Regions from separate parts of the Homo sapiens genome. Here region 2 is linked to region 1. The links are chromatin loops, found by intact Hi-C in ENCODE. Cell type or tissue: B cell. All regions are shown on one strand. Each heading gives the region's core, and the rest is flanking DNA. Links, peaks and the distances in the headings are about the cores only. Region 1 holds the start of LOC105374797 (a long non-coding RNA gene). Region 2 has its middle 27 kb from the start of MPHOSPH10.

Region 1 (5,368 bases), core at 241-5,240:
ATTTATAAAAAAGTAATACCTAAACTATTTAAGTCAAGAAGTGGTTATAAAGTATACTTTTTCAGAAAGACAAAGGTAAATACTAGAAGAAAAAGTTAAAGGACTTCAAAGTGTTTGCCTTCAAGGAGAGAAACAGAGTAAAAAGAAATTAACAAGTGTCTGGTATTTTTGTGGTAAATCTTCAAGAACTGCTTTATTTGTTCAATCATGTACATGTATTACTTTGATTTTAAAGTAAAAATTTTAAAATAATTTAATTATTTAGCCTAGAAGGTTTTACAACCCCTTATCTCATGCTTAAGCACTCTAAGTGATTCCTTTTTCACACAGCAAGAGTGTTGTACCCAATACCCCAACCACAAAGAAAACTCTTTGTCTCTTCAAGGTCCATCTTTTCTGTTTTCTCTTTTTTTTGAGACAGAGACTCACTCTGTCACCCAGGCTGGAGTACACTGGCGCGATCTCAGCTCACTGCAAACTCCACCTCTCAGGTTCAGACGATTCTCCTGCCTCAGCCTCCCGAGTAGCTGAGTAGCTGGGACTACAGGCATGCACTACCACGCCCAGCCAATTTTTGTATTTTTAGTAGAGACGGGGTTTCACCGTGTTGGCCAGGTTGGTCTTGAACGCCTTACCTCAGGTGACCCGCCCACCTAGACCTCCCAAAGTGTTGAGATTACAGGCATTAGCCACCACCGCACGGCCATCCTCTTTTCTTTCATTCTCTTTCTTTGCTAATTACTTTTCAGGGGAAAAACAAACAAACAAACAAAAAAAACACCTTTCATTGAGGATGTTCTCTGTATTGGTAAGAAAAGATCTCTCAGATACATTTTCAAGTGGAAAAAGCAATGGAAGAAAACTGCAAATACATATAAGAAGGGGAAATGTAAACTTGTTTTCACTTTTATACATATAAAATATCCTGGGAGGTGAAGTAATAAACTAATAATAATGATTACCCAGCATGCAACTTGTCAGAATGAGAATTGAGAAGCCGAGAAACAGGCAAAAGATAGAGACTTTACATTGTATACCTTTTTAAACTTTTTAATTTTTAACCCTGTGAAATTATCGTCTACCCAAATAATTTTTATTAAAAAAATTTAAGTCATTTCTTTATCTTAATCAAAATTAAAATATTTTCAAAAACTTGGGAAATAACGAAAATAAAGAAATGATACTCCAAAGATCCCACCTGCCCAGAAGCAGGGGAAACAAGATACTTTACTGATTCAAGCTGTGAATCCTGTTACCCAAGTGAACCTTGGTATAGATCTCAAACTGTAAATTTTTGCACATGTAAGTCAGAAGTGAGGGGATTTAACCTTCATACCAAAACCACAGCTCTTACATGAATGCAGTAAGGAAAATGTTGAGGCCTTGGAGAGAGGGGGGGAAAAATATTTTAGTAATGGCACATTACTGAGAGATGACAGAAAGACTCAAGTTATCAAAACCTTCTAATTGAAAGCCATTTTTAAAAATCACAGCATTTAATGTTAGTGGTCATAATATTATAATATTCAAAATTACTAAAGCATTTTATCATCACATCCATTTCTTGAAGGAGATAATGTCATAATATTAATAGTTTCTGGTGGGGCTGACATTTCAACGGAGAAAAAAAATAAAATTTTAATACAACCTATAAGCCATCCCATCCACCCACATATACCTACCCAGAATTGCACATTTGACACTATTAGCACCATTCCAAATTTAGAACCTGGGCACGTGGTTGTGGATGAAAGCAAACCTAAGCAAATTTGGGAAAAAATAATCCTTCAAAACTGATGACCGAAAACAAAATAAGAAAGGTCAAAACTTATTATTTAGGAAATAGAAGTGTCAATGTACATTCAAATGTTTACCCTGAAATGGAAAATTATTTTGGATGAAATATAGCAATACCGTACAATTTACCAAATCATAATGAACCCAAGGCATTTTTTAAACGAGCAATCTCCAACAAATTCCTTAAACCATTCTATTCCCGTAAATCAGCACTAAATAAGTTTTCCTTGCCACCAAAAAACGTCCCCAGAGGCAAAAGGTATGGAAGTACTACATTTCATAGCTCCCCTTCCTCGAAGACACAAAATTAAATACAAAGACACTAAGAATCCCGACCCAAATCCTTTAAGCATATGTAAAAGATCTACAGAAAGGCTAAATTGGGGGTGCTTTTTGGTTTTACAAGACAATTCACAGTAACACTGGCAATTTTAAAAGGGTGCATTTAAAGTACTTAAGCTTCCCCTAATTACTGAATAAAATAGGTCAGCATTTGTATTTCCCAACATCCTATTAAGAATAATTACAGTAGTCTACCATTCCTCTATATGCCTTCATTTTTTAAAAAATCCATAATCTTCCAATCCTCAGAATTCTGGCCGCAGAGGATAACTTACAGCACCTCTTTCTCAAGCCAGCAATCCCTTTTCCTAGTCCTTATGGGGTAAGAAACAGGCACTCCTTTCCCTTCAAACTAACCCAGGGGCCTGGGAAAGGGCAAAGCAAGCTGAAACAATGTCACCAGAACTTGGACCTAGAAACCAGAGCCAAGAAGGATGACATAACACTAGAGCGTTCCGCTTCTGCAAAATGTCTATCATTCTCTCCACTGCCTGCTCTCAGCAGCTCACACAAACGCCACAAAGATTGGGAGAAGGCAGTACAGCACTAGTATTCATTTGTATCAAGAAAGAGCAATTCACTTCATTACTCCGAGCGTCCGTTGTAGCCTGCTCCATCCAGAGGACCGGAGGCAGACTCAAGCAAGAAGGATGAAAAGAAAGAGCTGATGCTGCTATGAAGTGACCCCCTAGATGGGGACGTGAGCAGTGTCCCTTGTGACTCTTGGAACATCCAAATCGCTGCAATAAACAGCCGGGCCAGCAGGACAGCCTCTCCCACGCTGGGGACAGCCCGGAGCCCGCAGCCTAGTGGCTGACTTTCCTTCCGCTAAGTGGATGGGCGCCGGGGGGCGTTATTTACACCATTCCAAAATCTGGAACCTGGGGGTGTAGTTGTGGGTGAAAGAACGCCTAAGCAAAGTGGAAAAAAAATCCTTGAAAATTGATTCAAAACACAGAGCGTGGCTACTTTATTCTTCTGTAGTATGAGAAATTTCTTTTTCTTTTTCTTTTTTAGGACCACTGCAGCGGGATCTTGCAGTAGGGGAGAGAGAGTGGATTAACTCCCTGAGAAATTTCTCTCATGAAAGAAATCTATTACCATACAATAAGAAGCTCAAGATTTATTATTTAGGGGGGTAAAGGGGTCAATGTTGCGTTCATATGACTACTCTGACATCAAAAACTATTTTTGGATGAGATAGAGCATATTATGCAATTCTACAATGTATTTTTTTTTTTACAAGAGTAATCTTTAAAAAGAACTGGAGCTGGTCCAAGCGATTTCACCGACACAGAAGCCACGTTGTGCCCCCTCAATCCACCGCTCCCAGATACCCTGCAGTGTGAGGGATCATTCAAGAACCGCCGTCTCCCCAGACCCGCGTGCACAGCGCGGCGCGTCCACTGAGCCGGTCTAGGCTCGCAGGAGGCGCTGCCACTGCGAGGCCGAAACGAGTGTCCCGGAAAACGCCGGCCCGGCCAGGCGTTCTGCCGCTATTCGCTGACCGACTGGCACACCAGCCCATGCAACTTAGCGCTAAAGACCGGTAGCCTGGGGAATGACATTCACGGGGGGAATCCGAACCCCATTCCCGCGACGCGGGGACGCCAACGTGCGACGCCCTGCCGGCCCGCCCCTTCCTGCCCACCCACTGCCAACTGCCCCAGAGCACGGGCGAGAGCGCGGCATATAGGGCAAAGGCAGAGCTCACCGCTTCAGCGAGTCCAAAACCTGCGGTGCCCCGGCAGTCGCGGAATCCGGGCTCTGCGCGGCAGCCTGGGCTGCCGCCGGGGTGGTATTCCCGGCAGGAACGCCGTCCCGGGGCATCGCAGACGGCGCGCGCGGCTCTCTACGCGCCTCACACGCCTTGCACGCCGCCGCTTGAGCCTCAAGGCGCAGGACTCCGTGCGGCGGGACCCGCCCACCCCCGAGGCCAGCCAATGGACGCGGAGCGCGGGAAGCCGGGGGCGGGGCCCAGCTCCTCCCCTGCAGCCGAGCAACGCAGCAGGCTCCGCGGTCCTGCGCTCGCGCCCGCCCCACCAGGAGCGGTCTGGGATTGGGGGAGCACATTCCTCAAATAGAAGGTCTGTGAGGCCTAAGGTGTTCGGCACGCGCTGCTGCTTTTGCGGGAGTCTTTCTGTCCTTTTTAAGACTAATAATTTCTTCGCCTGCTGTTTACAGAACACCTATTTAGGGCCAGCCACAGTGCTTGGGGACACATGGAAATAGGAAAAAGCTTCCACTTAGAGGATCTCCCAGTCATTCCGGTGGATGAGCAGATATGAAAACAGGTAATTAGGGGAGCCCACATAAGGCACATTCCAACGTCAAAAAACGTGTAGGGGTGGCGCCTGCCTGTGGTCCCAGGATGAACCTGTTTTGGATTAGGACACACCCCAGAGGACAACTTCGCTATTTCTGTGTCCACCTCACCTAAACCTGGCAAAGCAGGCACACGGGGAGGAGTCCAGACAGGTGACAGGAAACTATTTTCTGATTTAAGGAACACGGAAAAAGGAACAAGGGAAAAAGTGAGAAAAACTTGGGAGGCTGAGGCAGGAGGCTGAGGCGGGAGGCTGCAATGAGCCATGATCGCACCACTTCACTCCAGCCCGGTGTCTTAAAAAAAAAAAAAGCCTTGTTGTGATATGGGGCAGGGTGTGGGGCACGAGGAGATTTCGGCCAGAGGACAACTAAGAGATTTGTTACCCTGGAATTCTGGTGGCCGTTATTCGCAATGGAGAACAATGCACGTTCATTTTCTTTTTTTCTTCAACTTTTAAGTTCAGGAGTACATGTGCAGAACGTGCAGGTTTGTTATATCGATATACATGTGCCATGGTGGTTTGCTGCACCTACCAACCCATCGTCTAGGTTTTAAGCCCTGCATGCATTAGGTATTTGTCCTAATGCTCTCCCTCCCCTTGCCCCCCACCCCCCCAACAGATCCCAGTGTGTGTTGTTCCCCTCCCTGTGCCCATGTGTTCTCAATATTCAACTCCCACTTATGAGCGAGAACATACAGTGCTTGGTTTTCTGTTCCTGTGTTAGTTTGCTGAGGATGATGACTTCCAGCTTCATCCATGTCCCTGCAAAGGATATGATCTCATTCTTTTTTATGGTTGCATAGTATTCCATGGTGTATATGTTACCACATTTTCTTTATCCGGTCTATCATCGATAGGCATTTGGATTGGTTCCATGTCTTTGCTATTGTAAATAATGC
Region 2 (5,368 bases), core at 247-5,246, 120 kb after region 1:
CCTCGGCATAATTCTTCATAAAAACACATGTGCTCTCCCTTCTGATCATGTCCGATTAATCTCCCAAACCTCAATCCCTTACAAAACAACAACTCCTTTTCTTCCTAGGCATGGTTAGTGTGGTCAGAATTCTTACACAAGAGCCAGGACCACACCCTGTAGCCTTTCTGTCCAAACAACTTGACCTTACTGTTTTAGCCTAGCCATCATGTCTCCGTGCAGCGGCTGCCACTGCTTTAATACTTTTAGAGGCCCTAAAAATCACGAACTGTGCTCAACTCACTCTCTGCATTTCTCATAACTTCTGAAATCTACTTTCTTCCTCATACCTGATGCATATACTTTCTGCTCCCTGGCTCCTTCAGCTGTACTCACTCTTTGTTAAGTCCCACAATTACCATTGTTCCTGGCCCGGACTTCAATCTGGCCTCCCACATTATTCCTGATACCACACCTGACCCCCATGACTGTATCTCTCTGATCCACCTGATATTCACCCGATTTCCCCATATTTCCTTCTTTTCTGTTCCTCACCCTGATCACGCTTGATTTATTGATGGCAGTTCCACCAGGCCTAATCGCCACACACCAGCAAAGGCAGGCTATGCTATAGTACAAGCCACTAGCCCGCCTCTTAGAACCTCTCATTTCCTTTCCATCGTGGAAATCTATCCTCAAGGAAATAACTTCTCAGTGTTCCATCTGCTATTCTACTACTCCTCAGGGATTATTCAGGCCCCCTCCCTTCCCTACACATCAAGCTTGAAGATTTGCCCCCACCCAGGACTGGCAAATTAGCTTTACTCAACATGCCCTGAATCAGGAAACTAAAATACCTCTTAGTCTAACTAGACACTTTCACTGAATAAGTAAAGACCTGTCCTACAGGGTCTGAGAAGGCCACCGCAGTCATTTCTTCTCTTCTGTCAGACATAATTCCTCAGTTTAGCCTTCCCACCTCTATACAGTCTGATAAAAGACCAGCCTTTATTAGTCAAATCAGCCAAGCAGTTTTTCAGGCTCTTAGTACTCAGTGAAACCTTTATATCCCTTACGGTCCTCAGTCTTCAAGAAAAGTAGAACAGACTAAAGGTCTTTTAAAAACACACCTCACCAAGCTCAGCCACCAACTTAAAAAGGACTGGATAATACTTTTACCACTTTCCCTTCTCAGAAGTCAGACCTGTCCTCAGAATGCTACAAGGTGCAGCCCATTTGAGCTCCTGTATAGACGCTCCTTTTTATTAGGCCCCAGTCTCATTCGACACCAGACCAACTTAGACTGTGACCCCAAAAAACTTGTCATCCCTACTATCTTCTCTCTAGTCATACTCCTATTCACCGTTCTCAACTACTCATACATGCCCTGCTCTTGTTTACACTGCTGGTTTACACTGTTTCTCCAAGCCATCACAGCTGATATCTCCTGGTGCTATCCCCAAACTGCCACTCTAAACTCTGGAAGTAAATAAATAATCTTTGCTGGCAGGACTATGCTGAATCTCCTTAGGCACTCTCTAATCAGATGTCCTAGGTCCTCCCAATTCTTAGACCTTTTATACCTGTTTTTCTCCTTCTCTTATTCCATTTAGTTTCTGAATTCATCCAAAACCGTATCCAGGCCATCACCAATAATTCTATATGACAAATGTTTCTTCTAACATCCCCACAATATCACCCCTTACCACAAGATCTCCCTTCAGCTTAATCTCTCCCACTCTAGGCTCCCACGCCACCCCTAATCCCGCTTGAAGCAGCCCTGAGAAACATCACCCATTCTCTCTCCATACCACCCCCCAAAAATTTTCACCGCCCTAACACTTCAACACTATTTTGTTTTATTTTTCTTATTAATATAAGAAGGCAGGAATGTCAGGCCTCTGAGCCCAAGCCAAGCCATCGCATCCCCTGTGACTTGCACATATACAACCAGATGGCCTGAAGTAACTGAAGATCCACAAAAGAAGTAAAAATAGCCTTAACTGATGACATTCCACCATTGTGATTTGTTCCTGCCCCACCCTAACTGATCAATGTACTTTGTAATCTCCCCCACCCTTAAGAAGGTTCTCTGTAATTCTCCTCACCCTTGAGAATGTACTTTGTGAGATCCACCCCTGCCCGCAAAACATTGCTCTTAACTTCACTGCCTATCCCAAAACCTATAAGAACTAATGATAATCCATCTCCCTTCACTGACTCTCTTTTCGGACTCAGCCCACCTGCACCCAGGTGAAATAAACAGCCATGTTGCTCACACAAAGCCTGTTTGGTGGTCTCTTCACAAGGACGTGCATGAAAGCTTCCTCTCAAATTATTAGCCCTTTTCTGCCAGGGAGTAGTTTTTCCCAAGGAGGTCTGGAAGACAAGACCCTGGATAGAGGCTGGTGGTACCCCGCCCCGCTCATCAGAATCGCTGGATCATGACTGACCCCTAGTGGCGGCTTCTCTGCTTAACTGTCAGCCCATGGACTGGGGTGTGACCCCCAATGCTGCTGCAGAAGCTTTCACCCGTCCTGGGCCACCCCTGCCATCTGTGGAGAAAGGCCTGTCCCTTGTCTTCTGAGCCCAGCTGGCCTCACAGGCATTCAGCAGATTGGAAAGTCTAATCATGTGCTGCGCTGGGCTCCCCCACGCCCCTTTTTGGAGTGAGGCAGAGTGCATTCCAGCCCCCAGCATCCCTGCTGTTTATTCCCATCCCTCACCCCCACCCCCATACACACTCACAAGTACAAACACGGGCGCAGTCACGGGCACACACCGCCACGGAGAGCATTTCCATTTCCAGCCTCGGCAGAGCAGTCTCCTTATAGGGAAGTTAACGAGGCAGTAAAGGCTCAGGGGTCAGGGAGGCCCTCTGTCGGGAGGAGGCTGCTAGACCCAGTTCTGCCTCTGACTTGCTGGGGGTCCTTGAGAAAGTTGCTTCTCCTCTTTGGTTTCAGTTTCCCCAGCTGAGAAATGGAGGGTTTGGCCAAATGGTCTAAGGTTCTGGGAACCTCTAACTTAGAGCCCGTAACTGGTGGTCAAGATGAGGGAGAGTCCCTCGGGGTCAGCTGAATGCCTGAGAGGCAGGACAGGCCCAAAGGTGAGCAACTTGAGCACACCAGGTGGGCTCCGAGCTGGAGGTGAGCCCCACAGCCTGCAGAGCAGCCCTGGACTCGTGAGCCCCATCGCACCAGTCCGGTGGGACTTCAGAGATGTGGAATCCAGCCTCCTCTAGTATTGCAGAGCTGGGGGATGGGAGCTGCGGATTCTGACACCACAGCTGCCTTATATATGCCAGATGGGCTGGGGCAAGACACACCCCTTTCTATGAAATGAGCAGTCAGTCCAAATAGATGAGCTAAAGAAAGGCTGTGGGAGGGACCCAGCTCTAGCCTGAGGCTACAGACTGGCTTCCAGGGTACTCAAGCAGCTGCCTCTGGGGGAGGGGTCCCAGGTATGAGAGGCAGGGCTCAGAATCTAGGCCAAGCCTCCACAGGACCCCCCTCTGGAGAGCTCGGAGCAGTCTTGGGGGGAGGGTCAGCAGGCAGCAAGTGCACTAGGAGCATCTTTCACAAGGCACCCAATATTGCATCTGCTCCAATAGGCAGCGAGTTGGAAAGTGGATGGAATAGGCAGGGTGGCAGCTGCTCCCCAGGGCCAGGAGTCCAGCCCAGCTCCCACCCAAGTCCACCTCAGGCCTGCTCAATTGGGTTGATCAATGCTCTGGGCCCTCTGGCCCCACCCTCAGAGGGAGGGGTTTGGGGCAACCAGGTGAACTGGCCCTTGCGGGAGGCAGGCAGCCCCTCACCAGGATCCCCACCCCCACCTCTCCAGCCCCCCTCATTCCCTGATCCTTCCACCTGCTCTCCTGCCCCAGTAGTTTCCTCTGCTCACTCTCATCCCTTTTCCTGCTCCCAGGCTCACCTGCTCAGATGTCCTTGACTCTCCTCTGAGTCTCCCTCTTTCCAAGCCGCCTCCCCTCTACCTAACACAGTCTCCCTGAAGACACCACAGTACAAAAGCTCAACTTCCCGCACCTCACCTTTACTCCCAGACATGGGAGAGAGATGACATGAAGACCCGAACGCCACTTGGCAAAAGATCTGGGGTGTGCAGGGGGCAGATCTGAGGCTGTGGAAGCTCCAGGGGCTCCCTGCAGAAGGCTGCATTTAAGCTGGGTTTTGAATGTGGCTCTGAGCTGAGACCTCTCCTTGAAGCTCCAGACCAGGAGCCAGCTGCCAGCTGGACCACTTCATTTGGTGTCTCAGAGGAACCTTGCACTCCATAGGTCTAACTCTGAACCCAGAAAATGCCCCCATCTCAGCCCTGTTTCTTCTCAGGGAAAGCACTACCTCATACCCAGTTCTGCACCAAACCCAAACTATGAGCGCTCTGGATAAGCCAGTGCCAAGAGGGAACGAGCTCTGAATGCCAAGCCAAAACATGTGAGTTTTAACTCCACCTCCAGCTCCGAGAGTTGTGGGTAGGGAAGGGCCTTAGTCCATTTTGCTGTAGAAAGACCAGTCTGGCACTGTATTGTACATGGATGACAGGGGAAGAGTGAGGGTGGAGAGACCAGAAGGACGGCAGGACTGGGGAGGTAGGGACATGGCTGTAGCGGTGGAGATGGGGGAACAGACAGGACTTGGTGGTTACTTGGATGAACCAAGGGAGGGATCAGGAAGAGACACCCCGTTTTGTACCAGATGTCTAGAGTGTGGGATGCCATTTATTGCTCGAGGGAAGAGGAGGAGGAAGAGGTATGGCATGGGAGGAGATAGCTGAGCTCTCTCTTGAATGTCACTTGAAGTCCCCAAGGAGAGACAGGCCTGCCAGCACCTTCATGAACTGCTTCAGCCAGCCCTTGGGGCACCTGTGGTCCCTGGCCATCTCGACTCTCCCCTTTGTGCCTGTCAGCTGCCATGGGGGTCAGTTGCACAAGGGCCCAGCAGGTCTGTGTGTTTTCCCAAGGGACTGCCGCATGGCCAATGCTGAGGAGAAGCTGATGGACGACCTTCCCTTCTGAACAAAACCCGTTACAACTACCTGATCTGCCCAGCCACCAGCAGAGGCCCTCACAGCTCATCTCCATTGAGATGGAGCTCTCCCTGGCCTAGCGTGTCAGCATGGTAGGTGCAGAGGGTAGCTGTGGCTCAGGCTCAGGCGAAGAGGCAGCTCATGGCCACACCCCAAGCGATCATTGGCCAGAGGAATGAAATTACTAGGGTTGACTTAGATTTACCATTACATGGCAGGGAGGCTGCAGAAGAGTCCATGAAGTTCATAGGTGTCCAACATTTAATGAAGTCAAGGTTTTGTCTACAAAGAAGAAATAAGGGTGGGAGCGGGATGACCACTGGGTAGGCAGCCAATGGGGCTGCTC

What was found. Peaks named below come from ENCODE experiments on the same cell type or tissue, not always from the same donor. Only the 100,000 strongest peaks of a DNase experiment are listed, where the experiment ranks them.
Region 2: it touches region 1 in a loop (12-fold over the local background); 12 of 110 quality-filtered maps call a loop at or near these places.

Annotation. Positions count from the first base shown.
Region 1 is chr2:71,275,240-71,280,607 of GRCh38, reverse strand. LOC105374797 (a long non-coding RNA gene) reads left to right here and starts at 3,793. Exons shown (of 3, transcript XR_940233.2): 1 at 3,793-4,226; 2 at 4,324-4,433. RefSeq lists an enhancer at 2,659-2,768 and a silencer at 3,970-4,209. In B cell, for the core only: a CTCF peak has its summit at 2,902; DNase peaks (open chromatin) are centred at 2,837 and 4,057; H3K4me3 peaks cover 2,066 bases; H3K27me3 peaks cover 1,837 bases.
Region 2 is chr2:71,154,709-71,160,076 of GRCh38, reverse strand. No RefSeq gene overlaps it. Among named protein-coding and RNA genes, the nearest start is that of MPHOSPH10, 27 kb to the right of the region's middle. RefSeq lists silencers at 2,332-2,493, 2,416-2,555. In B cell, for the core only: a CTCF peak has its summit at 2,437 (motif pointing left); DNase peaks (open chromatin) are centred at 2,436 and 5,046; H3K27me3 peaks cover 548 bases.